5 separate regions of the Homo sapiens genome follow, and all the other regions are linked to region 2. The links are chromatin loops, found by intact Hi-C in ENCODE. Cell type or tissue: dorsolateral prefrontal cortex. All regions are shown on one strand. Links, peaks and the distances in the headings refer to the core of each region. The heading gives the core; the rest is flanking DNA.

What was found. Hi-C counts contacts between places; a loop is a spot of excess contacts. Peaks named below come from ENCODE experiments on the same cell type or tissue, not always from the same donor. Only the 100,000 strongest peaks of a DNase experiment are listed, where the experiment ranks them.
Region 1: it touches region 2 in a loop (3-fold over the local background); 3 of 110 quality-filtered maps call a loop at or near these places.
Region 3: it touches region 2 in a loop (2.2-fold over the local background); 12 of 110 quality-filtered maps call a loop at or near these places.
Region 4: a loop joins it to region 2, with 2.1 times the contacts of the local background. A loop is called at or near these places in 6 of 110 quality-filtered maps.
Region 5: a loop joins it to region 2, with 5 times the contacts of the local background. A loop is called at or near these places in 22 of 110 quality-filtered maps.

What each region holds. Positions count from the first base shown.
Region 1 is chr2:126,883,470-126,889,669 of GRCh38, forward strand. No RefSeq gene overlaps it. Among named protein-coding and RNA genes, the nearest start is that of TEX51, 12 kb to the right of the region's middle. RefSeq lists a silencer at 2,896-3,095. In dorsolateral prefrontal cortex, for the core only: a CTCF peak has its summit at 3,018 (motif pointing left); DNase peaks (open chromatin) are centred at 2,402 and 3,002; H3K4me3 peaks cover 999 bases.
Region 2 is chr2:126,968,533-126,974,732 of GRCh38, forward strand. No RefSeq gene overlaps it. Among named protein-coding and RNA genes, the nearest start is that of TEX51, 73 kb to the left of the region's middle. RefSeq lists an enhancer at 2,433-3,400. In dorsolateral prefrontal cortex, for the core only: CTCF peaks have their summits at 3,642 (motif pointing left) and 3,852; DNase peaks (open chromatin) are centred at 3,069, 3,299 and 3,659; H3K4me3 peaks cover 1,359 bases; H3K27ac peaks cover 1,123 bases.
Region 3 is chr2:127,047,258-127,053,345 of GRCh38, forward strand. It overlaps BIN1 (bridging integrator 1), which reads right to left. Exons shown (of 19, transcript NM_139343.3): 15 at 4,998-5,105; 16 at 3,897-3,986; 17 at 3,545-3,655; 18 at 3,164-3,265; 19 at 775-1,376. The coding sequence ends at 1,269. Among named protein-coding and RNA genes, the nearest start is that of BIN1, 57 kb to the right of the region's middle. RefSeq lists an enhancer at 5,899-6,088. In dorsolateral prefrontal cortex, for the core only: CTCF peaks have their summits at 3,072 (motif pointing left), 3,271 and 4,075 (motif pointing right); DNase peaks (open chromatin) are centred at 3,074, 4,083 and 5,160; H3K27ac peaks cover 4,276 bases.
Region 4 is chr2:127,023,044-127,029,243 of GRCh38, forward strand. LOC105373604 (a long non-coding RNA gene) reads left to right here and starts at 2,185. Exons shown (of 3, transcript XR_001739697.3): 1 at 2,185-2,967. RefSeq lists an enhancer at 1,536-2,135. In dorsolateral prefrontal cortex, for the core only: a CTCF peak has its summit at 2,592; DNase peaks (open chromatin) are centred at 1,978 and 2,688; H3K4me3 peaks cover 2,299 bases; H3K27ac peaks cover 2,158 bases.
Region 5 is chr2:125,742,226-125,748,277 of GRCh38, forward strand. All of the region lies in intron 1 of LINC01889 (long intergenic non-protein coding RNA 1889), which reads left to right. The region is part of intron 2 of LOC124900611 (a long non-coding RNA gene); the gene reads right to left. Among named protein-coding and RNA genes, the nearest start is that of LINC01889, 34 kb to the left of the region's middle. In dorsolateral prefrontal cortex, for the core only: CTCF peaks have their summits at 3,466 (motif pointing right) and 3,670; a DNase peak (open chromatin) is centred at 3,496.

The sequences.
Region 1 (6,200 bases), core at 570-5,569, 85 kb before region 2:
ATCCATCTCCCACCCATCAACCCACCTATTCATCTATCCACTCACCTCTTCATCTGTTTACTACTCAGCCATCCATCCATTCATCCATTCACTCAATAAACATTCCTGCCTACCTACACTATGCCCGGCCCTGTCCTGGATGCTGGATGCTTACAGAAAATGCAAGGTGCATAGATAGGGCAGGGACCATGTTAGAGGCAGGTAAATATAGCACAGGATTACTCTGGTTGGCCGAGGCCTCAGAGCTGTGCAGGAAGCTGGTCTATGGCTGCCTGTAGTTGGAACTCTGCTCTGTGCACATGGCCGTGTCGAGAATGGCCTCCTATGGCCAGGTCTGGACTCCCCAGTAAAACCGTACCCCTGAGGGCAGCTATGTGGCTATTTGAGATTTGTGCCCCACTCTGTGAGGAAACTGAGTTCTGCAGGTGGGGGGGAACAAGAAGCCTCTTGTCTGGAATAGTGGTGACCAGCACATTTCCAGGCCCGGAGCACTCATAGCCCTCATCTTGTTCCCTACAATGCCATTCTTCTTGATGGCGTAGGTGATGGTGAGTGAAGGATGCAGCTGGTCCCAGTTAATTGTTTATGTGCCAATATGACATCTGTTCCCCTCTGGCAGCCCTACATAGTTGTTTTCAAAACACCTTAAATTTTTCATATACTTAAGTACAGGCGTTCTCGCACCAGATTTGGTTTCAGGGACACATCAGGGCAGGTGGTGTGGGACCAACATCCCACTGTGTAGTCCACCTCCTTGACCAGCAAAGAGGCCTGTGGGCTACACATTGAGCCCAGACTGGGACCCATCACCATAAAGGGAAGGGAAGCACCCCTAGCCCTCTCTGTGAAGCAAATGTGATGTGCTTTGAGCCCTGCTTATAACTCTCCCTGGCTCCTCTGCCCTCAGATAAAATCAGCCTCTGCGGGGCCGACTGACCCTAGAGGTCCTGGTGGCCTCACAGATCTATAGATCGTGGCTCTGTGGCCCCCAGGGAGGAGGTGTCATCTTAGCTTATCATCATCAGTCCTGCAGACATCAGCTACAGTCATCCTGGCCAAGGAGCAACTGGTGAATACTTAAAAGCATTGATACGGGCCGGGCCGGGCGCGGTGGCTCACGCCTGTAATCCCAGCACTTTGGGAGGCTGAGGCAGGCAGATCGTGAGGTCAGAAGTTCGAGACCAGCCTGGCCAACATGGTGAAACCCTGTCTCTACTAAAAATACAAAAATTAGCCGGGCATGGTGGCGAGCACCTGTAATCCCAGCTACTCAGGATGCTGAGGCAGGAGAAATGCTTGAACCTGGGAGGCAGAGGTTGCGGTGAGCCGAGATTGTGCCACTGCACTCCAGCCTGGGCAACAGAGCGAGACTTCATCTCAAAAAAAAAAAAAATAAAAAGCATTGATACTACTGCCCGCATGATCCCTTCTGGGAGGGCCAGTGGAGACTGCCCATAGTGAGTCCGACAGAGCCGCTGTGGGCCACACACATCATGGCTCATAGATGGTGTTGGCTCATAGATGGTGTCGACTCATTAGCCTCAGTCATGCTGACGACATGCTCTTTATGGATGAAAAATTAGGATCAGACTGGTGGAGCTCATGCCCAGGCACCTGCAGCAGCTCTGCCTATTTTACGTGTCAACTCCACCAGGACACGAGGTGCCCAGACAGTTGTTCAGACATTATTCTAGATGTGTCTGTGGATAAACATTAAATAAGTAGGCTGAGTAAAGCAGATTACCCTCCCTAAGTGGGTGGGCCTCATTCTATCACTCGAAGGCCTGAATAGGAGAAAAGGCTGACCTGACCCTACCTGGAGCAAGGGAGAATTCCTCCTGCCCGGCGGCCTTCGAGTTGGGACATCAGCTCCGCAGATTTTGAACTTGCCAGCCTGTCTCCTCTCCTCTCTCCCTCTCTCCAGATAGATAGATACATAGATACATAGATATAATAATATATCATGTATATGTGTATATGTGTGTGTGTGTGTGTGTGTGTGTGTGTGTATGTGTGTATGTATGTATCTCCTACTGATTCTGTTTCTCTGCAGAGCCCTGGGAAGCCTCTGGCCACACCCCCAGCCTACAAGTCGGGGAGTGGCTGAAAAGGGAAGGTGTGAGGGGCTGAGCAGGCAGTGGGTATGCAAAGTGCACAGGTGGGCTCCACGCCAGGCCCAGCGGGTCCATCCTACCCTGCTGGATGTCGTTTATGGGTTTCCGCGGGGCCTCGGATTCCTCACATGGGAACCGGGAGACCCACAACTTAGCTCCCAAAGGCGCCTGGAGGGCTCTGGGCAAATGAAGCCTCCATCCGGGATGCACGGACTTGTGCTGCTACTGTTCCCTCCTGGGCTGGAGCGGGCCCGACTGGGAACTCCAGGCTCCTCCAGGCTCCTCCAGGGTTCAGGGCCTCTCTCAAGCCTCGCTCCTTCACCACAGACAGCGCCGGGGCCTCGCGCCTTATTTTTCTGCTCTTAGAAAAGTTTCTGCCTCGGCAGCTTTCCCGAGCTGAGTCAGCAGGGAAGGCAGCTGTCTGGACCTCGGGGTGGAAGCCCATTCATCAGCCCGCTTTCTTGGTGCTCGCCCAAGGATGGCTTCGTGGGGGGACGTGCTCTGCAGGCCCTGAACTCTGCACCTCCTGGACCACAGTGTCTGGGATGAGAAGGGAAGTGGGGGCGTCAGGGGCAACCCACAGGGCAGCCCCTGGAAATCTGTGCTGGCAAGCCCTTCCGCAGCCTTGCAAACCAGGGCCCCGCGCGTTGAACCCAGGAGCCAGGCCATGTCCGGAGAGGCTGAGCGCCCTCCAGCACCGGCCACCTGGCCCTAGCCCAGCTGCAAGCAAAGGCTCTGTGCCTAGCGTGGCCCGGCCCCACAGGACTGATCAGGCTCACGTGGCCGACCCTCCCAGCCCCCTAACCCCGGTCGGGCCCATCACCCAGAGCCCCAAACGCACCCTCGCGGCGCTTCAGCGGGGTGGGCGTGGTCTGGTCGACCCGGTGGTGCCGCCCCACAGCGCCCCCTCGCGTGCGCCAGCCAGCTCGGCCTCAGCTCCCCGCGCTCCTGCTCCTGCCTAAGGAGAGCTGCTGGCCTCTTCCCCAGAAGGAACGGGGCTCTGCCCCTGCCTTCCCGGAGCCCCATCTGGGTGACCCTCCCACTGGCAGTAAATCTTGCCTGAAGTCCCGTATCTGATCCCTGCCAGACTCTTCTCTCTTGCCTCCTCCACCCGCTTCCTCACCCGCAAGAATCACCTCCTCCAAACCACCTGCTGATCCCAGGGCCGTCAGAGGCTCCTCCTGATTCCTGCCTCCCCGTCCCTCCCTCCCCACGCCACACCTCCGCTCTCAGGGCCTCCTTCCCCTTCCCTCTTCCTTCTCTCTTCCCGACCCAAGCCCTTCAAAGCTCAGAGGCTCGACTCATTTCCCCTAGGGCAAAATGGCACGTGGTTGGCATACACTACATCTGTCTTGCTTTTTCTCCCTCCCAATATTTGTCTCTTGGCTTCTGCTTTCTATGTACCCAGTAGTCTCGAGACCCGTGGGAGGAGCCCCCTCAGGCCAGAACCCCCGGACTGGAGCACTCACAGACATGCGCTCTCCAGGTCTACTCCCACGTGTGCCCCGGCTCCTGCCTCCTGAGACCGGCTCCAAGTCCATTTTCTTCCCGGGCAGCGCATGGTCCAATTTACTGTCACCTTTAGGGTTGCCCCCATGTGAGTAGCGAGTGAGGGACCCAGACTTAGCCCTCCCCATTGACGCACTAGAGAAACCGAGACCCTATACTAGACAGGGGAGGGAGTTGTCCGTAGTGGGGACAGAGAGAGAGAGAGAATGTATGCGTGTGTGTGTGTTATGTGTGTGTGTGTGTTGTGCATGTGTGTACGTGTGTGCTGTGTGCATGTTTTCTGGGGCTCTATGGGGAGGATGCTTCAAGGGAGGAAAGCTTTTCTTTTTTTTTTTCTTTTTTTTCTTCTTTTTTTTTTTTTTTTGACAGAGTTTCACTCTTTCACCCAGGCCGGAGCGAAGTGGCATGATCTTGGCTCACTGCAAGCTCCGCCTCCCAGATTCTCCTACCTCAGCCTCCCAAGTAGCTGGGATTATAGGCGCCTGCCACCACACCCGGCTAATTTCTGTATGTTTGGTAGAGACGGGGTTTCACCATGCTGGCCAGGCTGGTCTCAAACTCCTGACCTCAGGTGATCCACCTGCCTTGGCCTCCCAAATGCCAGGATTACACGCATGAACCACCGCACCCGGCCTGAGGAAAGCATTTCTTCTCACAGCTCCCTGGCAAAGCCAGAATGGAAACTGCAACGGTGGGGTTGAAGGATCAAGGGGGGCGTCTGTGAACACCTCAAAGGAAATCAGAAGAGGAGCTTTTCTCCCTGAAGCCCCCATTTCTGAGGGAGTTGCTTTGCACAAGTTCTTAGCTTCTCTGAGCCTCTGTTTTCTTATCTGTAAATGGCAATAAGCCCATGGACCTCACAGGGTTATGCAAAGGGTTAAATCACATGCTGGGTGTGAAGAATCTGGGCAGTACCTAGCACTCAGGAGGGTTCAGTCTCCCCAGGGCCTGACCCTCCATCCATGGCCCACAGGAAAGGATTCCGCCATGCCCAGCCCATCGTCCCACCAAGGGAGAAAGAACAAAGAAATGTGACTTGCAGAAAACACTCCACCCTGAGAGTGACAGCCCTGCCAGGAGACGGCTCAGAGCTGGGAAATTATGAATGCAGTGTTATTAAGGAAAACGCATAAGTGATTTTCAGTATAATTAAGATGGATGGCTCTAATAACCCTGCAGGGCCCAATTCTGAGCCACATTACCAGGCTTTTAAGGGGAGTTTCGTGCACTCTGCTTCAGTGAGCACCAGAGTCCAGTGCAGGGAAGATGAGGCTCTCAAGCCAATGCCCCTGGACCAAAGCCAGTGGAGAGGCTTAGATCAGAGCCCAAAGAATCGGCAGAACCACTGTGCCCTGGGAAAGACATCCTAACCCCTTGCCTCTGCAGCACAAAGCCATTCTTCCTTCTCCCTTTGAGACACAGTGCTTCGGTCACCAACAGGACTCTTGTTGGATTGAAGTGCCGTCCTATCACCCTGGCAAGAGAGGAGAGCTTACAAAGGAAGAAACTGAGGTCCCAGGGGGCCATGTAACCTGCCCAGGGATCACCAGCACCTCAAAAACATTATCAAAAGTGAGATGAAGGGACCTAAATGTGGTCAGATTCTACCTTCTCCCATTGCAGGTCTCCCCTGTAGCACCAGCCAGACCATCCCATCACTGCTGGATGAGCTCCAGTGCTAAGCCGCTCCCTAGCCCCATCTCACTGCAGTAATAACAACAGAGCTCACCATAGGCGCTCATGCTTACTGCCTGCTGGTGTGGGCCCAGCTCTTTCTACCACCTATTTTAAATAATTCCCACTACAACTCTGTTATTATCCCTAGAGGGTAATTGACTTGCTCAAGGCCACGTGACTAGTTAGGGGCTGTGCTGAGACTCTCCCTGAATCTCTGTGAGCGTGGAACCCACACTGCTGCAGATGCGGGTCTCCAGGTGTCAGAAAGCCAATCCTTACAAAGTTGAGTGATCCAAGTCTACCTGTCAGAAAACTACGTTCCCTCAAGACTGGGGAATCCTCCTCTCCTCCTCTGCAGCAGCTGCCTCCACTCTGTCAACTTGGGGCTGCCTGTCCCCACTCGAAAGCCAACCCCGCTTCCCCCAAAATGCGGCTCCCAAGTTCCCCACCCCTTCTTGAGAGAGCCCTGGCTCCCCAGTGGGCCACACTCTCCCCACAGCAGCAGGAGGACCACCCAGGAACTGGGCAGCACGTTGCCCTGAGCCCCACACGGCCGCCACACCTCTGGGCCCTCCCTCCTCTCTCAGCAGTGGGTGTGCAGGCTGCACTGGCCTTGAGGTCAGACATCTGGGGCAGTGCCTTGCTCCCCCGTTACTAACCAGGCAGCCTGGAGCAAGCCACTGTAATCTCCCTAGGCCTCGTTTTCCCCACCTTTGAAATGGAGATAGACGTGCCTGCCACACATGGCTACTCGGAAGACCGAGGGCAACAATGTCTACACACTTAACCCTGTCCATTTCCAACCCTGCCAGGCTCTGCAGGGTGCTGAGCAGGGTGGGAGCTGACAGGGAAGAGGGCCTTGCTCTGAGGATTTAGCTCTCTGCCCTGCAAAGCACACCT
Region 2 (6,200 bases), core at 572-5,571:
GGTGGTGGATGGAAGTGTGGGAAGAGTGGCATGTAGGGGAGGATTCCAGTCACTAGGATGAAAGCGCGAGGATGGGAACTAGATGGTGAGGGTCTCCCTTATGGCATGAGGAAGCATGGCAGGATGACTCAGACCACTGAAGGCCACGGGACCTCTGACCACAGGGGAATCTGGGACAACCAGTGTCAGCCACTCTGCACCAGGCATGCCATGGCTGCCTCCCTATCATTCCCACTAAGAGAAAATGCTCCACCCATGGCCTTTGCTGAAGAGGTGGTCTATGGAACCGTGACTATACCCATGACCTCATGCTTCTGTCCACAGATGATTGACCCAGGACTAGATATGCATTTTTGCTTTCCTCCTGGGTCCATGTAATTAGCACAGCACACCAGGAGATCCTGCAGGTGTGGCTGAGATGCAGACCTTGAGGATCAGGACCATCGTGGGCACCAAGGCTGTCCAAAGCCACAGATGAGCTTAGGTACCAGAGCATCCAACAAGTCACAGACCAGCCAGTCTACAGAGGAAAATAGATGAGTGGAGCAGAAACCCAGAGGGATGCAGTGGTGAAACTGAGACCCCAAAGGAACAGAGGAGGAAAGATGGCCTGAGGAACTCCCTCCTGACTCCCCATTTCTCACAAGGTCAAGTTGTATGTCCTGTTCCTCAATGCCAAAAGAATTCCCTACGTACTCACACACACACACACACACACACACAAACTTTTATACATGAGTTAGTTTGAGTAAGTTGCTGTTGGTTATAATGAATGACTCCTGTTCTGTTCAAGACCCTTGATTGCACGTGACAAAAACCCCGCACTGACTTGTTCCATCACAAAAGGATGTGCTCAGTCATATAACTGAGAAGGATGGGGTGGGAGTGGGGTTGATGGCATCCCACACAACTGAATCCAGGATGCAGGTCATGCCCTTGGTGAGCCATTCTGCTGGCAACCCAGAGTCACATTCTTCCAGGACTGCGACCCCATGGGAAGAGACAGTCTTTCCACTACCAACAGGAGAAAAATCCTGGGGAAAAACTCGTGCCAATCCCTGTGATCTGCAGAAGACCTGAGGACCAGGTATCTTACCCAAAAAAGGAAGAAAAGGGAGGTCCCTGCTGGGTGGCCCAATATAATAGCTACCACATTTCTAAACTAAGCTGGAACCAAAGAACAGGCAGCCCATTCACTGCAAACAACCTAAGATACACAGAGAATCCATTAATACCTGGTCCACACAACTCAAGCATGTGAGCAAATGGAAAGCCCTTGGGGGTCTACCCTCTCCCCACCTGCCTCCAAACACCAGGCCGACAGGGGTGCCCCGGATTATAGGAAGCAGCTGGCAGAGCAGAAGGAGTTCAGTCCATCAGAGACCTAGACGTGTGTCTCAAATCTGCTGTTCACTAGCTGTGGGATCTTGCGCAAACTGCAGGACCTCTCTGAGACTCCAGTTTTCATTAATAGAATGGAAGAAAAATTGTCCACATCACAAAGTAACTGTGAGGTTTACATCATGATGAAAAGGTCTATAATGTTAAATAAAGAAAAGAGACAGAAACACAAGAGGCAATATTATACATCCAGGTAGGCTGCATACAGCCCTGTGAAAAATTCCTGCACGCAGAAAACATCAAAAACTATGCAAGTGACATCAGTGGTTATCTCTGAGCAACAGAGCTTGAGGAGAAACTGTTTCTGACTGATCACATTTCTTCCTATTTGTCATGTCATACCTGAGAATTTGAGTTTTTGGCTCTCCAATTCTGCTGTGGCAATGCCCTGCCCCCGACAGCAGGCAATGGTCATACTCATTTTTCAGTTGCCCAAACGGGACAATTTCAGTGTAAAGGGCATTACTAAGGATAAGTGAGTTCTGTTACAATAGCAGTATATTCTGTTGTGAGTTCTGTTACAATATCAGTATATTCTTCTATGTCTGCATTATACATGCCCCAACAGAATAAAGGTCTTTTCCTTTAACATCGGGGGAGAACCTTTTTCTTCAACCACTATCTTGAGATGAATCCCAATCCCTCATACTGTAAATTCAGTGCTATCTTCCCATGTCTGGCCCTTCCTTCAGAGACAGCAGTCAGATGGCATTCCCCAACTGCACATGATTCTCCCACACAGCCCATCCTTCCAGAATCCTCCCAGCCAGCCAGCTCCCTGCTCCTCCACTCCCTGCCATAAATGGCTCAGAAGGGCCCTTCGCATGCCAGTCATCCTTGTCCTCCTGCTGTGAAGATTCCTGAGCTACAAACACAGTAGGGCTTTGCTTTCTGGGCAGGCAGTGCGTTGGCAGAAGCACATGCTTCTCAGAGAAAGGCCCCCTGGAATGTAGAGACTGCTCTCCCCTTCTCTAGCGGGGTGAGTCCTGCAAGTCATTAACAGGGGTTTGGAGAAGGGGGTGAGTCCTGCAACTCACTAACAGGGGTTCAGCTTTGTCATCTATAAAATGGGGGCAATTTTACTCACCTTACAGGGTTACTTTGAAGATTAAAGGTAATGAAAGTAAAGCACACAACCTGGTACCTCAAAAGCTTCCAATGAATGTGGCTTTTGTCCCTGGGAAAGTTAACTCCTAGCCAGCTACCTAAGCAAGAGCCTCCCTGGCTCCCTCGAAGCCTGCTCTCTGCCTCTGACCCTCTCCTGGGGGTTGTAAAGATCTGTAAAAGTCTGGTGGAATAAGTGGTAGCTCTCGTAGCATAGGGCTCCATTTGGCGGACGGGAAACCGAGGCCCGGAGACATCAAGCTCTAGGGAAGGTTAAAGCCGGCCGCCAAATTCCTCGTCCCTCTCTCCAAGAGGCGGCATCTGTTTTCCTGCCCTTGGGTCGGCCTGGCCCTGAGAGGTCAGCAGGAGTCTGCGGCAGTGGCTCTGTGCCTATCTGGGTCTCGCCTTGCGGAGGAACTTCCTCTTCTCCCCTCCTCAACACTGGCTTTTAGGGTCCTCCCTGGAGGAGCACAGCCACAGGAGCGGCTCGCGTGGGCACTGACTACGGTCGGGAGCCCCAGCCAGCTCCCAGTCGACAGTCAGCACCACTGCCAGCCCCGGGAGGGCCAGCCCCGTGGGAGGACCAATCCCGTGGAGGACCAGCCCCGTGGGAGGACCAGTCCGTGGAAGACCAGCCCTGTGGGAGGACCAACCCCGTGGAGGACCAGCCCCGTGGGAGGACCAGCCTGTGGAGGACCAGCCCCGTGGGAGGACCAGCCTGTGGAGGACCAGCCCCCTGGGAGGACCAGCTCATGGAAGACCAGCCCCGTGGGAGGGCCAGCCCAGTGGGAGGATCAGCCCCCTGGGGTGTCAGCCAGCCGAGCCTGCAAATGCAGCAGCCCCAGTCGACACCACGTGGATCAGAAGAACTCGTAGAAACGTGCGAGAATAAAATGGTAGTTTTAAGCCACTGAGTTTGGGGGTTGCTTTGTTTCATAGCCAATATTAATAGATACCCGAGGCATTGGTTTTGGCGAGGGCCACGCACAGCGCAGGTCGGGGCCTGGGAGCCCTGCAGGGATCAGATGGGGGCTAGGGGAATCTGGTCAGGCCCAGAGCCGGGTTCCCGACCCCAGCTCCGAAGCAGCTTTCTGGCTACGGCCGCGCAAGCCGCGGAGCCAACTGCGGGGCTCTATCTCCCCCTGGCGGAGCAGAGCTGGTACTTCAGAGCGCTGCCTGACAAGCCCGCTCCCCCGCGCCACCTGCTCGCCCTATTTCTGGACCCGGAGCCGGCCCCTGGCCCCGGAGGCCTCCAGCTGCCAGGATAGCTCGGCTGTGAGGCCGGGCCTGCGGCTGTACCAGCCCTGGCTGCCTGGGTCAACAAGAGTGCCAGCCCCCGGTGCTCAACCGGGCTGCCAATGGGGTTGGAGAAGACAGCAGGAAGCACTCTCCTAATAAATGAGGGGCTTCTGGAGAGGAGCTGGAAGCAGGGCTGGCACTGGAGGGGCTGCCTTAAGATACGCCTGCCCAGGGGCTCGGCCAGCAGGCAGAGGCCTTGCCTTCATCAGCACTGGGCCTTGCAGGGCCTAATGAAGACAGTCCCGGAACGGGAGTGAGGCTCCAGAGCTAAGGGGTCAGCCAGCCCCTCCCCTCCGCCCACAGGGAATGCCACCCAGCTGTAACGTCTGGTTTGTTCATGTAGTAAAATATGCATCACAAGAAGTTTGCCACTTTAACCATGTTGAAGTGGCATTAAGCGCATTCACATTGCTGTGCAACCATCTGCACCTTCCGTCTCCAGAACTCTGCCTCTTTCCAAACTGAAACTCTGCACCCACAAAACACTAATTCCCCCTTCCCCTTCCTCCAAGCCCCTGGCACCCACCATTCTACTTTCCATCTGTATGAATTTGCCTATTCTGGGGACCCCATGTAAGTGCAATCGTACGGTATTTTGTGACTGGTTTCTTTCACTCAACATAATGTCCTCAAGGTTCATATTCGCTGCAGGTACATGCTGCGTTTTGTTTATCCTTCATCTGTCGATGGACACCTGGGCTGCTTCCACCTTTGACTATTGTAAATAATGCACTATGAACGTGGGTATACAGATATCTGTTTCAGTCCTTCCTTTCACCTCTTTCTAGATATTGTAAAAAGTACTCTTTTGCCTCTCCCTCTGTTGACCACAAAATGAAGAGATGTAAACCTGCCTACCCAACCCCACACCCTGTACCAAAGGCTGGCTTGCGATCAAAACTCCCATTCCTAAGCCCCTTGCCTTTCCCACCAGTTTAATAAAAGTGAACATTGACAGAGCAGTGACCACATGGCACTGCCTTACAGACACTTTAATTCCCTCAGCAACCCTGGGAGGGAGGCATGATTATCTTCCTACTTTACAAATAAAGAAACTAAGGCTCAGAAAGGGCACAGACCCCACTGAAGTCACCGGCTGATAGGTTGCAGAGTCACAACTTGAAGTCAGGCCCATGTGAGTCCAAACTGGCTCCACACCCACACCCTGCTCCACACAGCCCCGCCCCAGCCCCCAACATGAGCAGCCCATCCTCTGCGGCTCCCTCCTGTCTCCCAAGCCTGACTGTTGATACTGTTTCTCCATCTTTCATCTTTTTCTTCCCCTGCTGGACAAAAAGTCATGCGGTCCTTCCCTCTAGGGGAGGCTGTGTGGTACATGGCTGACCCTGCTAGATAAGCAGCAGCCCTAGTTACCTTGGGAGCCGAGGCGTGCCCCAGCCACTCTCCCTGGCCCCAGCTCAGGACAGCAGTGAGGACTGTACCCCTGGCAGTGGCTTCTGGGTGATGTTAGGGGAAAGGAGACAAAGGGCTCTCTCAGCCAGCGCCTACTCATTCTCACCTCACTGGATGGGTCACCCTTCCCAGGAGGCAGAGCCCTGCAGTGACCTACAGGCAGCTTCAGCCCCAGGCCCTGCCTGTGCTCCCTGGGAGGTCAGGACAGGGCCAGGTGGGTGCCAAAGTCCAGAAGGATGAGTCTCAGTCTTCCAGAGCAGCCATTGGCAGAAAGTCCCTGAGGACACAGACCCTTGGCTCCAGTTGACTGAGACATTTGTGTTCAGTCTCCCTTGACCAGACCCAAGAGAGGAAGAAGGTGGCAGATGGAGTGGCTGGCTCAGCATCCAACCGCCTGGGAACCCCCACCAGGGAGGAAAGGATTCACCTAGGGAATGGCTGGACCTCATATGACAGAGGGGGACACCTTGACAACTGAGTTTCACCCCAGACACCATCATCAGGGCAGCAGCCAACAAGGCCCAGCAGCAAAGGGCCCAATCCTCTGTCCACAGTGGGTGTCTATCGCCCCAGTGCTGGGGTCAGGGGTGAGAAGTAGGGGGCAGGTTTCTTCACAGTCCTAGGGAATAGCTGTGTGTGCTCTCTGCTCTCAGCTTTCAGAAGCTCAAGCTCCAGCCTCAGCATCAAAAAAACACACAGAACCTCAGAGCCACACACCTTGAAGACCATCCCATCTAGTCACAGGTTTTTAACTGGATGATTTCAGAGTCTGTGAACCCTTAAACCCAAACGAAATGAGGCTAAGTGGGGATTTTTCTGAGCAGAGTCCGTAGCTTTCATCATGTACAAGGTGGTTCATGATGCAGGAACTGTCCAGACCCCCAAAAACCCTCCTTCTCAGGTGGAAAGTTTAAGGGGCTGGGAGGGAAAGGGGCCTGTCCACGGTCACACAACACATTGGACCACAGGGCCAACCCTGGATC
Region 3 (6,088 bases), core at 1,089-6,088, 79 kb after region 2:
CAGGCCAGCATGCCTGCCCCCCACCCAGGCCCTTCAGACCCCACCAGACACAAGCATTGCCCTTGGTCTGGGGTCAAGTGCTCAGACCCACAGTCCAGTGCCATCACTCACCTGCCGGTAACTGGACCTCCGTGGGCCTCAGCTTCCTCATCTGTGAAAGGGAGTCCTGGTACCTGAACCACAGGTTCTCTTGCGTATTAAATAAGGTCACTGAGTGTGGTGGCTCATGCCTGTAATCCCAACACTTTGGGAGTCCAAGGCAGGTGGATCACCTGAGGTCAGGAGTTTGCGACCAGCCTGGCCAACATGGTGAAACCCCATCTCTACTAAAAATATAAAATTAGCCGGGTGTGGTGGCTCACGCCTGTAATCCCAGCTACTCAGGAGGCTGAGGCAGGATAATCGATGGAACCCAGGAGCGGGAGGTTGCAGTGAGCCAAGGTCTCGCCATTGCACTCTAGCCTGGGCGACAAGAGCAAAACTCTGTCTCAAAACAATGAAACAAAATAAAATAAAAAGGTCACTTAGGATAGCACTCAGCAGATTTCTCGGACAGAGATGGCTCGCCAAGCCCCTTCACCCAAGCCCCCAGTCCCTGACCTCCAGCTGACCACCCCTAAGAACCCCAGGGGACAGGGGCTGAAGCCCTGTGGTGCACCAGCCCAGGGCAGCGGGCCTTCGGGGGCAGACCATCTCAGTAAGAAAGCCACAGATAACACGGTTCCATCCGCACTCACGGACAAGAAGAGGGAGAACAAATACACACACGTTTTCTGAGAGTTTTTATCATTTTTTTTTTGTTTCATTTTGTTTTGAACACTAAGATTTATTTTCAAACAGCACACAGACCGTCTGCGGGGCAGAGCCAGGCTAGGCTGGTGTCTGGGCCCCACCCACAGCAGCTGCCAGGAAAAGAGGACCCTTGCCCGGGTGGCGCGGCCGAAGCTTCAGGCAAGCATGGTGGCTCGGCAGCCCCCAGCCCCGCCCTGCGGCCAGGCACACATGCGGGCACAGGCAGGGGCGCCAGAAACTCAACTAGAGGACACAGCAGCTTCAGGAACACTGGTGAATTCCGCCGGACTTGCCGGGACGCGGCTCTTTGGAAAACGACCTAATCTTTGGGAGAACGCCCCTCTGCCTGGGGGTCTCCTCTTGATTTCCCTTTGCTCTTCAAAAGATGAAAAACGAAAACAAAACAAAAAAAAGAACCACACATTTTTCGGGAGGAGGTGTTCTTCACACGCCCGGAGGCTGCCTGGGCCCCGCCGTCATGGGACCCTCTCAGTGAAGTTCTCGGGGAAGACGCCACGGCACTTCTCCAGCTCCTTGTGCTGGTTCCAGTCGCTCTCCTTCACGCCCATGAGCCAGCCTTCATCCTGAGGGGCAGAGCACCAGGTCGCACAGGGATGAGCAAGGGGCTCCACCCCACAGGGCACGCATCCCACTCCAACCTGCTGGGAAGACGGCCCCTCCTCCTGCTGTTGGTGCCTCAGCCTGCCAAGCCCACCTTGAGAACACCTCCTCCAGGCAGCACTCCCTGATGCTGCTGGCTGAGGCTCCTGCCCAGAGGCACCACAGGAGCCAGCCTGTCGTCCGCAGGTGGATCTAACCATTCGTGGCTGGTTTTGATGAGTCCCACTGCATGCATGATGTGCACATCAGCCCTTCCAGGATTCCAGGCTTCTCAAACAACCCCAGAAAGTTTTGGGAGTGACAACAAGTTACAAGTTCTAGAGGGACTTGGGGCCATCCCACCAGTCCCTCCAACTTCGACTTGCCCTTTGCTTCAATCCTGACACCCGCAGGGCCTTCTCTGGGAGTGCTGACAGGCCCCTGGCCCCAGGTGGGTCACGGGGAGCCGTATGGCCATCCACTCCTGCCAGTGGCTGGGCCGAGGCTGCCCCTGCAGCTGGGCTGTGCCTGGGGCCTACCTGGGTCTTTGTTATTTCCCTCTGTGTCATTGTCAGCCTGGTCACAGACCCTACTCATGCCCTATCTGAGCCCCCTCCAGCAGCCCCAGGCCAATTCTCACTGTGGGCTCTGGGTAGCAGTCTGCTTGAAATCCTACCCAGCCAGGGCTGGCCCACTAGGAGGTCCATGAAGACCTGGGGGCTTAGGAGAAAGGGCCAAATCAGTGCCAGGCCCACAAGGTCCTCATCACTCAGGCCTCCTGCCCCGGACCTCAATAAGTACCTGGTACCCCTACATCCCAGCCCAGGACCCCCAGTAGGGTCGGCCTCATCCAAGACCCAGGCAGACCCACTGTCACCCTCAGCCGCTCTGATAACCTATTCACACAGAAGCGTTGATGGCTAAACATGTTCTCTGGAAGCAGGAAGAAGCCGGCCAGGCCCTCTGTGCACAGCCCGAGGTGCTCAGGGGCTGAGCCGTGGAGGAAGCCAGATGCCCACATGGCACCACCGACCCCCCACAAGCAAAGCTGGCTCTACACAGCGGGGAGGCTCCTGCCAAGAGTCCAAGGCCCCCTGGGAGGGGCAACTGACCCAGATCCAGGAGGGTCCCAGACCTAGGAGGGACACACTTAGCACCCACCCAGGCTCAACAGGAGCCCTCACTTCCAGGAGATTAACATGAAGCCACAGCAGGAGGAGAAGGGTCTGGAAGGCATCGTGGGTGAGCCTCAGCCGGGGACACAGCTGGGAAGCCCATGGCCCTGCGTGCACAGGGCAGGGCCCGCCTCGAGGGACGGCACACGGGGCTTCATGAGCCCAACCAGTGCTCCGGCTGGCTGCAGGGTGGGCACCTTGTGGGCGGGGCAGGAGGGGTCAAGCATCCTGTCCCAGGAGGGAGGCAGGCCTCAGGCACAGCTGCCAGGAGAGGAGAAGGGGAGAGACAGAGGCAGAGCTGAGAGCGCCTGAGCAAAGGGGGGACGTGGGGAGAAGAAAGCAGAGGCTACAGGAAGAAGCGGGTATGGGGACAGGGAGAGAGAGAGGCCTAACAGGAGAGGGGCCAAGGGAAGGGAGAGGAGAGGGAGAGAGGAAAAAGCCCGACGTGGAGGGCGGGGAGGAGCAGTTGGCGCGGGAGCCCTGGTGCTCGCGGGCCTCTGCTGCCCCCTGCTGGCCTGTCTCCGCCACGGCGGTGCCAGCCGCAGCCAGGATGCCTGTGGTCCCCCTGCGCTCTGGCGGCCCCACCCAGCCCTCACCTGCTCTTCAGGGTTCTGGAAGGGGATCACCAGCACCACATCACCAGCCTTGAGCTGCAGCTCGTCTGTGTCAGTGGCCGTGTAGTCGTGCTGGGCCTGTACCTGCAGAGGATGCGGATCGCAAGTCAGACCTTCCGTCCCACCTCCAGCCCTGCACAGAGCACGGGCCTTGCGTGTGGGAGGTGCAGGTGGCAGTATGGAGACCAGGAGTGCTCAAAAGCAGCAGGACAGTATGGGGCTCAGATGCCACCTTGCTGGCTGGGAGTGACCTAGTAGCGCCTGCACAACTTTGGGCAAACCACAGAGTCTCCTGAGGCTCAGGGTTCTCATCTGCCCACCAGGGCACCGAGGGACTGCAGCAGTCAGAGGCTGTGGGCTCACCTTGAACATGAAACCTGGGGGCAGGTCCAAGCGCCCGGCCCCACTGCCGCCCTCCACGGTGCCATTCACAGTTGCTGGGAAGGTCTCCACCACGACAGCAGGAAGAGAGCTCTGGTGGCAGAGGTACGGGTCAGCTGAGCAGGGAGGTGGTCCAGGGACAGCCAGGGCCACCGAGGAGAAGAGGGGCGGGGAGGGGAGAAAGGTGTCTGCGCCTGGTGCCAGACCGGCCCGCCTCCAGCTTCCTCAACAGGAGCCAGGCCTGGACCAGCACCAGCAGGGGCCACAGGGGAGCCCCGGACAGGCAGGCGGGCGGCAGGGAGGAAAAGGCAGGGCTTTGTCCCTGCTGTCTTACGGAGGCTGCTTCACTTGCCGCCGTCTCCCCTGGCTCCTGGGCTCCAGCCGCAGGTTGGGTCCCACCCGCCACCTCCGAGGCCTCTGCTGGCTGCAACATAAATGCCGGCTTGGGGTCAGACACAGGACAGGACACAGCCAGGACACAGGAAACAGGCCACAGGAGGGCAGCACCCAAGCGACAGGGCCGGGGGCATCGCCTGGCTGGCAGCAGGGTCTAGAGCTGCCCAGTGCCTCGAAGAATCCAGGGAGCCTCTGCTGGACAAGCTGGGCCCTGGGCCGGGGAAGCAGCTGAAGAGTAGGCGCTGGCAGGCCCAGGGATGTGAGTGACAATGCTGTGAAGAAGCCCAGTGCAAGCCCCAGAGTGCCACCCCCAACCCCGCCTCACAGGCCCTGCTCTCTCGGCACCAAGACCTCGCCCAGCCACAGCCACCACCCGCCCACCCTGCTTGACCCGGCAGGTGGCAGGATCTTGCTGCACCTATAGATAGTCCATGGCAGGGGACAGCAACACACATCTGTCCCAGCCTGAGCACAACCCAGCGCAGGTGGTGCGGTGCAGCCTGTGCGCAGCCCAAATCCAAGAAGGGTGTGGCACAGAATGGGCACCGCAGCACGGGCACCGCAGCACGGGCACCACGGCAGGCCCTGCAGGAACCCCAGAGCTGGGCTGACCTGGGCCGACACTCAGACTTGGCCACTTCTGAGTGCTGGAACCAAGTTACTCAACCCTCCTAGCCCCCATCTCCTCATCTGTAAAAGGAGGAAGTGTCTGGCTGTAAAGGTGATGACGAAGATTAAATGAGAAGATTCTGGAAAGTGCCTGGCATAAACCAGTAGGTGCTCTAAATGCTCCTCCTGCGCTGGGAGGCTGGGCTGGGGTGGGCAAGCAGGAGGGGCTGATGCGCCCAGCTGCGCTCACTCATCCCTGGCAGCCTTGGTGACAAGCCCGTGCTGGGGCAGCCTAGCTCAGGACCCTGTCCTCACCCTCACATCCATGGTGGCCTGGTCCCTCCTGCAACCCCTCCTCGGGGCTCTCCTTCCATGCTGCACCCCTAGAGACTGGGGACAAGCCAGACAGGGGCTGGAGGTGGGCACTTACTTGGGCAGGCCCCGGCTCGGCCGTCTGGCTGGGCCAGGACACAGCAAAGGTGCCCTCGGCAGCGCTGGGCTCCCCGGAAGGCAGGCTGCCGGCTGGACTCTCTGTGGGCTGGTAACAGGCCACGAGGAGAGAACAGGGAGGGGGCGGGGAGGCCGGGGTGGAAAGGCAATGGGCAGGATCACAAGACAAGAGAAAATGTCACCAGCGGCTGGGGTTGGTGGGGGCAGGGTGGGTACCAGCGGAGCCCGGCCAGCCACCCGCCTCCCACATCCTCTCTCCTACCACTGTCAAAGGGACAGGCAGGTGTGACTGTGCTGCCCAAGCTCAGCACCTACCGAAATCCACTTGTCAAAATGGCCCTACCAGCTCGCACCAGGCTGGCTCTTTCTGGCTTCCTCCAGAGGGAAATCCTGCGGTGGAGCCTCCAGAGCTCCCAGGAGCCTGGGCTGCCAGCGCATGCCCCAAGGGCGCCTGCACACCCGCCTGCCCCTCCCAGCATCTCTGCCTGTATCAGGGGGTCTCAGGGACAGAGCCCAGGAGACCCTGTTGGAATTCTGGCTCTACCATGACCAGTTCTTGGGCAAGTACTGAGCCTTCCCTGAGCCTCTGTGTCCTGAGCTATCAGGTGACAGTGACATGGTGCTGTGTGAGATGGCCTTGCACCTGCCTGCAGGCCCTGCTCTCAGAAGGCACTCAGCCACACCCTGTCTTCCCTGACTCTCTCAAACCATCCATTCCTCCCCTCTCCCCTTCCTCGCAAACAGCTCCCCACTGCCAAAAAGCTCAGAGAAGGCAAGAACCTTCTACCCTGAGGCCCTCCTGCCCCACACCCTGAGGACACTCGTCCATCCTGGGTGACCGGCCCACTTCTGTCTGGAGGCAAACACTCACAGGCTGTGAAAACAGGACCAGATCTCAGGGGACCCCTGTCTCAAGCTAAACCGAAGATCCCCTTTTCCAAGGGCCTGCCAGAGGGAGAAGCAGCAGAATGGCTGGAGGCGGGTGGCTTCACCAGCTCCCTGTGCGTGAGCACGTGCCTGTGTGTCCTGCGTGTGGGGGGTGTGTGGGGTGCATGCACCTGTGAACAGGCT
Region 4 (6,200 bases), core at 648-5,647, 55 kb after region 2:
GAGCCAGCAGGGGGCATTCTCATCTGATGGCAACCGCGGTTGCCTCATGCACGCTCATAACTGCGGGCTCTCGGAATTTTTTTAAATGCCTCATTTAAGGACTTCTGATAAACAAAAGTTAAATTTTAAAAAATAAACTGTGGGAGGATTTTTTATTATTTACTTGAGTTTTTCATTTTCAAATATTATTTAAATGACTGAAATGGTAAGAAAAACAGTCTCAATGAAGGTTTAAAACAGTACACAGGACTGACTGATTAAATAAACTATCCTTCATCCACACAATGGAATATGGAGCAGCTGTAATTAGGAATGAGAAGTGTCTCTATATACTGATATGGGGAAAAATAAATAAGCAAAGGAAAGAAGCAAACAGTAATATTTATCATTGGTAATTTTTAGGTAAGTGATGGGGAAGTAGATGACAGAGAGGTAGCTAGATAGTAGAGCATTAGTCAGCTGGGACTACCACAACAAAACACCATACACTGGGTAACCTAAACAACAAGAATTTATTTCTCACACTCCAGGAAGCTGAAAGTCCAAGATCAAGCTGCCAGTGGATTCTGTTCCTGGATGAGGGCTCTCTCCCTGGCTTGCAGACAGCTCACTGTGCCCTCGCATGGTGAAGAGAGAGAACAAGCAGGCTCTCTGGTGTCCCTTCTTATAAGGACACTAATCCCAACATGAGGGCCCCACCCTTATGACCTCATCTAACCCCAATCACCTCCTGAAGGCCCCACCTCCTAATACCATCACACTGGGGCTTAGCACCTCAACATATCAATTTTGGGGAAATACAATTCAGTTCACAGTGCATAGATAGATATTAATTGATATTATCAAAAGAAACCATGGGCAGATAAACCCAAAACCAAACTGTTTTAATGGTTATCTATTGGGAAGAAAAAGAAACAGGGTGAACGGGAAGTTACAGAAGCAAGATTTCTGTGACTGTAACTGGATAAATAGAGAGTTTGGGAGGACGATAAGTGTTTTATGTGATTTTTAAAAATTAAAGTAAACTGAAATGAATGAGTCTTCCTGCATATAAAGTGTGTGGCATAACCACATAAAGCAAACAATTACTTAAAGTGGCTTTAAAACGCAGCATTTTGACTATACATCCCAAGTGAGAGATATGCTATGGACAATAAAAAAAAGGAAAAGAAAAAAGGAAAGAAATCATAAATGGCATTCAGTAGCCATATATTAGTATTGACATTTTTATTAAATTACTATGTTTCCATCATTAGGAACCATAATTTTCAGTATAAAAATGACATAGCATAAAATCAAGGAAGTTTAAGTAAAAATCTTGTAATCTTAAAAGTGAATTGGAAATTGCAGTATGAACTCACATTGTGTTTTACTCTTTAAAAAATACATATTTTCTAGTTCTGTCCACTGAAAAGACCCAGAAGCAATGAAAACCCAGTAACAATGAGCACACTTCCACGGCTGAACTCTCTAGATAACATTTACCAATGAAATTGGCTGATTCTAAGTCTAGGGCAAAAAATGTACAAAAGGAGACTGGATACAAGTCTCTTATTGTACCAGAAAGTGAAGGAGAAATCAAAGACTAATGAGGTCACGTTAAAGTGATACAGGACGACACAGGGCCTGCCTGCAGCAGCTGGTCAATAATGAAGGGATTAATCCATGACTGCAAGACTCGTGGGAAGGAGGGAGTGGGGACTGCAGGGAGGGTCCTAGTAAAAGCAGGGTGGGCCTCGATGAGCACAGCATGGACAGTGCGATTTAAATCCCATCGCTTGTGGGCAGGAGGAGTGAGGATGCCAGAACCTAGTTATCCCCCACCATCCCACGCTCTCCCAGGAGGCGGCGGCAGGAAGTGCAGTCTACAGTAAGGGAAAGCCGCCGGAGCTGGAGACAGGCTGGAAAGAGCAGGTAACAGCCCACAAGGAGCGGGGGCCCTGGCTGTCAGACTCAACTTGCAGGACCATCAAGTGCAGGTGTGGTTCAAGAACCGGGGCCGCTTGCTCTGCGGTAGCAACGGCACATAACCGCAGCGATGACCAGGGCAGCCAAGCCAGCAGCCGGGACCCCGGGATGCTCTTGGCACATGATCCGACTCCCCTGCCTTTGCGGGTCCTGTACTCCCGCGAGGTCCAGGATTGTGCAGCCCCTCCCCAACCGGCCGTTGGGAATCTTCGCAGCAGCAGAACCCGCTGCCTCCAGGTCCGACCAGACCTGCATAGGTAGAGAGTCCCCGCACAGGGCGGCCAGCAGAGCTACCCAGCTGCCCCAGGGCCTCGGGACCCCTGGGCCTGGGACCCAGGCCAGACCCTGACTCATTCGGTGATCTCACAGGACTCCTCCCACCCCAAGACCCTTTCAGGGACCCTGCCTCGAACTCCACGACATGGGAGGCAGGGGCGGGCCTTTTGCAGGGGAAGGACTCCCCCAGCAGGACGTTTACTGAATCTGGAGGGAGTCGCCCTGCAGATATCCCGCGGAAGCCGGAGGAGACCCAGGTGCGCCCCACCGGCTAGCTGCGCCTGCGGGTGCCCAAATTGGTGTCCGGGCCATCCTCACCGCAGTGACTCCTCCGCAGCGCCAACGCACTCCATTTTCCTTCCACCCTGCCGGTGGGGGGCGTTTGCTTGTTCTCACTCTGCAGCCGCAGCCAGTGGCGCCGCTACCAAGGTCCCCGCCTCGCCATCCGGGTCCTGCCTGAGCATCCTTATTGGTGCTCAGGGCTAGGCGTGCATTGCTGCTAGGGGCGCGGAAAGGTTTATCGTGGGTGGATGCTGCCCGGGGCTTGAGTGGTTTTTAGAGGTCTTGAGTGGCTCACTCTCCAATCAGCGCTTTCTAGAGACAGCGTGGTCAGCGTACTTGCTTACTTTCAGGATTGCGAGACGTCTTTAACCCTTGCTGATCGGCTGACGCTGCAGCTTCCTGTGGCTTCCTGCTCATTTCCCGCAAGATAGCACTGATAGGGTATTGGAAATCCTTATGTAAAGTATCTGTTCACTGTTTTTGCCCATTTTCTTGATTTATTTGAACTGATTCTTCTATTCTTTTGAAGTTAATGTGTTGCAATTTTCACATCTATGTTGTTTTTTCATTAGTGGCATTTCTCAACTCCTTGATTTCTTGAATTTCATGTTGTCTATTTCAGTATGTATTAAATTATCTGTGACGGTGGACCAGTTTTGGTTTGTCTGTTTGTTTTATTTCAATCAATGGCACACTGAAATGCTCAAACATTAAACTGTTGAAAAAATTTAATGGCATTCGCAACCTAAGCCCACTCTCTCCCGCTTTTTTTTTTTTTTTTTTTTCAGAGTCACTCTGTCGTCCAGGCTGGAGAGCAGTGGCACAATCTCAGCTCACTGCAACCTCTGCCTCCCGGGTTCAAATGATTCTCCTGCCTCAGCCTCCAGAGCAGCTGGGACTACAGGCACGGCACCACCATGCCCGGTTAATTTTTGTATTTTTAGTAGAGACGGGGTTTCCCCATGTTGGCCAGGCTGGTCTCGAACTCCTGGCCTCAAGTGATCAGCCTGCCTCAGCCTCCCAAAGTGCTGGGATTACAGCCATGCGCCACTGCCCCCAGGCTAAGCCCCACTTTTTTAATCAGTAGAGTAAGCAGACATCAAATACATTGAGGCAGGGAGGCAGGCAGGCAGGCAGGCAGGAAGGGAAGGAAAATACACTGTCAAATTGACATAAAAGTTTCTGAAAGTTGAGTTTTCAATGCATTTACTTGCCCAGTCACGAACTGAAAACAGAGTGTGCAGATGGCACTGGTCTCAGGTCTCTCAATACAACTTTAAAAATACCTCAGTTTATCTTATTTTCCCGTTCTAGAGTTAATAATACTTTTTATCTTTCTTGTTTAAGAAATTTTTCACTATTAAAAGATAGTAAAAAAAAACAAAATATCAAAGATACTAAAAGATATCAAAGATATTCAGCTTTTTTCCCTAAAATCTTTAGCTTTACCTTCCATATTAAAGCCTTTAATACATCTAGAATAGATTATGGCGTGAGTTGGGATTCCAGTTTTTTTCCCATGGATTTCTATTGTCAATTTATTGAGAAGCTTGTAATTTACAAGATCATAAACCAAAGGTCTATTAATGTATGGGTCTGTATCAGAAGCCTATATTTTGAGTCAATCATCTGTATGTCTATGATCAAAAACATGCTGCTTAATTACCATAGCTTTGAAATAGGTCTTGATGTGTGGTGATTCAATTCTCCCACCTTATTCTTTTAAAATGTGGCTTGGCTTGGCCTTTTGCATTTCCGTATACATTTTTGAATGCATATATGTATACACACACACACACACACAGACAGACATATACATACTACACACACACACACGATTCAATTTGAAAGGGCTCCCACTGCCCTAAGATGGGATCATTGAGCACCAAAAAGTCAAGTGATTGAAATGGAATGAAGCATAACAAATATATAAAACTCCGTGAGTTATAATAACATTTCTAAAACTCTTTGGTCATCACTGGAATTTGTTAGGACATTAACACATTACTCTAAAATTGGTGAAGGGACAAAAATCAAGCATTCATTCTGTCCTCCTCTTCAAAATTATATTTTAGAGGGGCCAAAGAGTTGATAAGGTAAAAATTTTTTTAAGAGACAGGGTCCCACTGTGTTGCCCAGGCTGGCCCAGGACTCCTGGGCTCAAGGGATCCTCCTATCTCAACCTCCCAAGTAGCTGGGACTACAGGCGTGCACCACCACACCAGCCAATTAGGTAAACTTGATGAAGAAGCTTGCAGTGGGGGGACAGGTGGACCCCCACTTGAACCTACTAATCAATCTTATCATCACTAAAAGTAGAACAAATATGATGAGTCTCACTGATGGGACCCATTAGAAAGTGACAGCGCCACCTAGGAAGTGTTCTTGCCTTAAAAAGTGAACCTAAATCTAATCAAGTCTCTGGATCTAACCACCAATTTATAGGAAATATGAGGCACAGCAGAATAAGTATTAAAAGCCCTCTAGGCTGCAATCAGCAAAATCCAGGATAAGGGCCATTCTACAGATCCAATGAACCAGTTTCTCCAGGGAACCAGTGGCATCTACAAATAATAAAGAATAAAGCAAAAAGAACAAAGGATATTTAAGATATACCAAACAATGTATGGGTCTTGTTTGGATCTTGATTGAGACAAAATAACTCTGAAAGACCTTTTTGAGAATTTGAACGTTAATTGTGTACTAGATGATATTAAGAAACGAATTTAATGTTGATAGGTGTGATAATGTGTGGTGGTCTTGTTTTTTAAATGCTCTAGTTAATTAAAGATACATACTGTGGTATTTACAAGCAAAGTGGCATACTGTCTGGGATTTACTTGAAAAGACTCCAGTTTAAAAAAAATAATGTGAGAGAAGAGGTAGGTCAAGTAAAGATGACAAAATGTTCATAATTATTGAAATTGGGGAATATGTACATGAGGTTCTTCATTACATTATCCTCTTTTGTATATGTTTTAAATGTCCCATATTAAAAGTCTTTTATTGTTTTTAAATTTTAAAATCTATAATTTCTTTTTTTTATTTTACTTTAACTTCTGGATACATGTGCAGAATGTGCAGGTTTGTTACATAGGTATACATCTGCCATAGTGGTTTGCGGCACCTATCAACCCGTCATCTAGGTTTTAAGCCCCACATGCATTAGGTATTTGTCCAAATGCTATCCCTCCCCTTGCCTCCCACCCCCTGACAGGCCCCAGTATGTGATGTTCCCCTCCCTGTGTCTGTGTGTTCTCATTGTTCAACTCCCATTTATGAGTGAGAACATGCTGTGTTTGGTTTTCTGTTCCTGTGTTAGTTTCCTGAGAATGATGGCTTCCAGCTTTATCCATGTCCCAGCAAAGGACAGGAACTCATCCTTTTTTATGGCTGCATAGTATTCCATGGTGTATATGTGCCATATTTTCTTTATCTAGTCTATCACTGATGAGCATTTGGATTGGTTCCAAGGCTTTGCTACTGTGAATAGTTGTGCAATAAATATACGTGTGCATGTGTCTTTATAGTAGAATGAAAGTCTGTAATTTCAAAAGGCAAATAAGATACTAGGACAAATATTTGTATTTTATGTGATAATCACAGGTTAATGTACATTCTAGATATAGAGTTCTTATGAAAATGTTAAGATACAAGTGAACACTCTGAGAGAA
Region 5 (6,052 bases), core at 1,053-6,052, 1.2 Mb before region 2:
AACATAAACGGACAAATTCCTAGAGAGATAGTTTACAAAACTGACAGAAAAAAAAGAATGCTAAATAAGTCTGTATCTATTAAAAATAATGAAACAATATTTTTAGAACTTCCTATAAAAAAACTTCAGGCCCAGATGACTTCATTAATGAATTCTAGCAAATATTTAAAAAAGAAATGTAACAATCTTAAATTTGTTTTTGAGAATTAAGAAAAAATAATATTTCCAACTTGTGAGAAAAATCTGTCAAGGCCATCATAAGAGAGGTAAATGGTATGTTACCTTTTTGCATGGAGATAGATACAAACCCTTTAAAAATTTGCAGACACTCAGCTAACTATACAAAAAGAAAATAAATTACAACCATGGTTGAATTTACTCTAGGAATATGAAGTTAGTCTAATAGTCAAAAATCAATAGTTGCAATTCTCTATATTAACAAAATGAAGGAGAAAAATCGCCTCAATACATACAGAAAATCAAGTGATGAAATTAAAAAGTCATCAATGATAAAATCTCCTAGAATCCTGGGGATAAAAGGGCTCTTCTTTGACACACTAAAGAATATTTCCTAAACACCTCCAGCATGCATCATACTTCATGGTGAAATATTAGAAGCATTCCCTCTGAGACTGGGAACTAGATAAAATGCTTACTGTGAACTGTCAAAGTGGAAAGGCAAAAAGAAAAACAGTTGAAAAGTATTAAGAATTAGGTCATTAATTATCCCATTCTATTCAGGTTTCTAGATATATGAAGAGTCATGATAAAGAAATATAAAAAGTGGTAAAGTGATGCATCACTGTGTATATAGGCTGCAGAACGGAGGAAGGGATTCCATGTGATGGTGATGAAAGGGAGAGAGTGGAGGAGAATCAATGAGGCAGCTGGAGACACAGAAGACAAAGATCAGAACATTGAATATTAGAGCAAAGTTTTAGAGATGCATTGCTTTTTGCCAGGTGAGCATTGTATTCACAGGCTAATAGGTGCCCTACCTAGGAAGATTTATGGATTCGAGGAGCTCAAGAATCTTTATGGTTAGGCATTTATTCAGTTCACCCATATGGATTTTGGAGTTGCCCTTTAAAATAACAGGAGTTTGAGAGAAAAGGAAGACTGTGGCAAATTCAAGTTTTCTGAGAAATGTGGGAAGAACTAAAAGTTCAGTACACAATTGTTCACAAGGAGACATAATAATTGCAATAGCTAAGTGAACTTAAAAAATAATTTACATTGTTTGTTTTATTTCAATAGTTTTGGGGGAATCTGCTTGATTATACAGATAAGCTCTTTAGCGGTGATTTCTTATATTTGGTGCACCCGTTACCCAAGCAGTGTACACATATCCAATGTATATTCTTTCATTCCTCAACCCCCCTCCCACCCTTCCCCTTGAGCCACCAAAATCCATCGTGTCATTCTTATGCCTTTGCATCCTCATAGCTCAGCTCTCATTTTAGTTTTAGTTTTTGAATATGTAAAACATGTATATAGTTCTAAAGTAAAGATTATATACACAGCTATACTCAGAAAATTTGTATATCCATTTCTTTCTTTTTCTTCTTCTTCTTTCTTTCTTTTTTTTTTTTTTTTTTTTTTTTTTTTTGAGACAGGGTCTGGCTCTATCACCCAGACTGCAGTGCAGTGGCATGATTTTGGCTCACTGTAACCTCTGCCTCCTGGGCTCAAGCCATCTTCCCACCTCAGCCTCCTGAGTAGCTGGGACGATGGTGTGGACCACCATGCCCCACTATTTTTTTTTTTATTTTTCTTAGATATGGGATTTGACCATGTTGCCTAGACTGGGCTCAAACTCCCAAGCTCAAGATATCTACTTACCTCAGCCTCCCAAAGTGCTGGGATTACAGGTGTGAGCCACCACACTCAGCTTCCATTCCTATCCAACTTTTTTCTCACAAGTAATTGTTATCTTCAGATTCTGGTATATACTTCCTGTATTTCTTTTTGCAAGAAAGCATGTAAAATACCTACATGTATACAAACATGTAAGTATATATCCTCAGTGCTCCTTCCTTTTTACATAGAGGTAGAGTTACTTACAATACGTAGTAATGTCTACTTGCTTTTTTCACTTCATGATACATCCAGTAAATCACACTATATTATTTGATAGAAATAAATCTTATTTCATAGTTGAAAATTACTCTTTTTTTTAATGACACACAATTTATTCAACCAGTAACCTATGGATGAACATTAAGGTTGTGTCTAATACGACACTATTGCTACAATGCTGCAATGGATAAGCTTATAATTATTTAACTGCCTTTCTTACCTCTGTCCACTTGTCACTCTGTGATGACAATAAAGCATCAGTTGCCTGTAATATAACTAGAGAAATCTGAAGAACCTTAGAGAAAATGGTCATTAGGAAGAGCTGTCCTGAATGATTGAGAGAATATTCATTGGACACCTAGCTGTTTTGTACCTGAGGTTGATAATGTGATATTTCTCAAGAAGCCCCAAATGGCTTTGGACCAGTTTATAATAAATGTGCTTTCCTTCAGTCATTTCAACCTGTTCCCTGGGATCATGTCAGGAGTGTGAGCTGTGCTGACCTGTATAAAGAGACATCACAACAGGTCAACAGAGATGAAACAGAGCTGAAGAAACAAGCTAGAGATGATGAATAGAATCAGCCTACACCCAGTGCTCACCCCGAGACAGGCTACAGCCAAGAAATCTCCATCACAAACCCAGTAAGTGCCAGGACCTTCCTCAGAAAGGGCAGCCTCCCAGTAATCAGAAAGATATGCAAGGCTGCATCCTACCTGTCGCAAACCACCCAACAGAAGTAGTGTGCTACCAGGCAGAGGCTGGGGGCCTCTTGAGAGTGTGTCACTGGCAATGGGTGGGTGTCTAGGAAAGCCAGGATTTTGCGTAACAGGGCAACGAGCATCAGGCTCTATTGGCCACTCATGTAGAGTATGGCGCTAGCCATTCCAGCCTTCCAAAACAGTGGAAGCCCCAGCGGATTCAGGAAGATTCTGGAAGAACCATGATTACTCAGCTCTGGTGTCTACAGTTCAGCTTTAAGACTTTAGGCTTAAGACTCCTACTAACAACAAAGGTCCTCTGTCATAGCTGATCTAGAGCACTGAGCAGAAAAAGGAATTGTAGAATGCCTTGTGTGGGTGTGGTGACATTGAAAAGGCAAAAGTATATCAGCTGGGGTTCAAGGACAGAACAAACATAGTGAAAGCAAGGAAGACAGAGATAAATTTCCAAGTTGCTGAGCTGAGATTCCTTCATTTGTCTTTGGCTTGCAGTGGTTGGGCAGCGCTCCATACACTAGGAATATAATGAGTATTTCTGCTTGTTAGAATTAGAGGGACCGAAGGACAGGAAGAAAGGATCAATGTTAGAAAAGCAATCATGAGTTACAGAGCAGCAGACTAGAGACCAATGTGACCACAGCAGGGACAAAGCAAGTTTCCAGCAGAGGGCAGAATTAACCAGGATATCTGGATGCTGAGGCCATGGGAGGCAAGTCCAGCATGAGGAGTGAGCTGTTTAGAACCTGAAAGTAGAAGTGGATGGGCCCATTCACAACGCATGCAAGTGTTGACAGGACTGAAGTGCACAAATGCAGAGGCAGAGTTCAGAGCAGATCAGTATGGACCGTAAGTATTTCCCTGACTTTTATTTTTTCACAGGCATTAGGAATGAGGTGGCCTCTTGGGGTGCACATCTCCATTTGGGAGTTAGAGTTGAATAGGGCATAATTGTCTGTCTTCTCTTGTTTTTTTGTTTTGTTTTGTTTTGTTTTGTTTCCTTGATTCTTAGCCTATTAATGGGGAAGAGACAGTCTGAATGCTTCCTTTAACCAATGACTCAGGAATGATGCCTTTGTGCATCACCTCCTCCTGTTTTTAATAAGGCCATTGGTCCAGACCAGGAGACTGAACAGTGTAGGTCCCCATGGATTTCTTTCAACTAAAACTTTGTATTTTTAAAAAGCTTAATTGCGATCTTTTGAAGTGCCCAATTAAAGATTTAAAGAAATAATGAATATCCTGAGGTGGTCTGTCTGCCCTGGGGTTCCTCTGCAAATGAGGGACACATGTTTCTATTCAATTACAGGAAACATTTTAAAACTGGCTCTTTTATTTCCTGCTCCTCATCTCCAGTTCAATTTTTCTCTTCCATCATTTTCTGCCCTTTCACCCTGCAGCTCTGAAGTTTGCTCTGACCAGCACTAGACCACTGCTTCCTCCTTTTGTTCTCTAAGAAACAACTGAGCCTTTGCTGGCGGAACAAACAAACAGCAGCATTCTTCAGTCCAGGGGTATTTTGAATCCTCCAGAAAAAAGCTGGTGTGGTTACCCGTGAGCTGACTCAGGACATCTGCAAGACAGAGGTTTTACACAGCCAATCCATTTGAAGTGGTTTACATCAAGTGTCACCATTCCAATGATTAATTTTAGTCCTGAGGGTTTAAAATGTAATTGGGGGGTTAACCTTCCATCCAGCCCTGCACTTGGTACAGAGTGGGCAGACTCCTTTTTTGCTCAGTGGTGGTTCTATGCTGGGCTTGACACCAGGCTCTGTTCCCTGTCGCCAGCCATACAGCAAGTCCCTTGAGATCAGGTCCTATGCATTCACACATTCATTAACTTTTGCTGTCTGCAAACACTTACTGAGTGCCTCCATGTGCTGGGTACTCTGTCAGGTGCTGGGGATTACCCGAAAAAGCCATTACCAAAGGAGGTATGGTTCTTACCCACATGGAGCTGTACAGACTTCTGGGAAAAGAGACAGTCAACTGTTCTATAAATGTCTAACTATAACACTGTGAGCACACAGTGCTATGAGTGTACAGTTTGATGTATTTGGGAGGTCAAAACATTCCTATGAAGTAGCAATTTATCCAAGGTCTACATGTTAAGTAGGAATTAACTTGGTAAAAGAGAGGGTGGGGATAGCACTGGAGGGAGAAAGAGCAGCAAGTGGGAAGGCCTATGGTGGGATGACTCATGCACTCCAAATGTTTCTCAACAGAGACATTATTGGGTGGAATTGTTACCTACATAGAAAAATATTTGGCATTTTTACCTTCATCTGAGAAAGGCTAGGATCTGGGTCCCAACTTCTACCCTGCTTCTTATGACAACAAAATGATTCCCACATTTTGAAGCATCTCCAAGACAGCTTTATACCTCCAGTTAGGAACCACTACATTGGGCTCTAAAAAGCCCTTTGTCTTTGAAGGTGACTGGCAGGATTGTAAAAAAGGAATTGGTATGAAATAACTTGGAAAGAATGGTGGTACCCAGATCTCTTAGCCCTCTTAGGGAGTGGATAAGTAGGTCAGTTCTTCAGAAATTGATTCCTAGAGTCAATTCTTCTAAACCGGTGAGCCACTTACCTCACAACCAGTTGGACTGATCACTGAGAGTTTTAGTCTTGCCCCTGTCTCTGTGTTTGTTCTTCGCTCTGCTGTTTACCTCTGTATATGTTTCGGATCTGCTGTTTTGTGACCATGAACAAGAGCTCACAAGAGGGTAGGGGCAGATTCAAGGTCAAATGACAAAGAAGGAACAAACAGAAAATAGAAAACTACAAAATAAATCCTCATAATTCAGCAAATGGCTTTTGATGAACTGATATTCAGTTAACTGACCCAGAACCACATTGTCTACCATCTTAAAGTGGGCATCTTTCTGATAAAAGCAATGGGAAGGTGGAAGGAAAGGTGTTAACTCAGTAGGTTAGTTGCAGCATGGAAAATGGACTGGAAAAAGTAAGAGCAGATCCAAGAACACCAGTTAGGAGGTTAGCATAATAGCACACATGAGAAACAATGGTAGCTTAGACCAAGTTGATAGATAGAGAAGTGGATGAATTCCATAGACATTTAGGGGGTAAAATGGACAAAAATGGGTGATGACATGAGGGTAATAAAGACAAATGTGTAAAGCTTGGTGGTAGTGACATGGACGTAGAGAGAGAATACTGGAAGATGGCCATATCTGAGTGGGAGATATCATTAATTTGGTTTTGCAGATGTGTTTTAAAGTATCCAAGA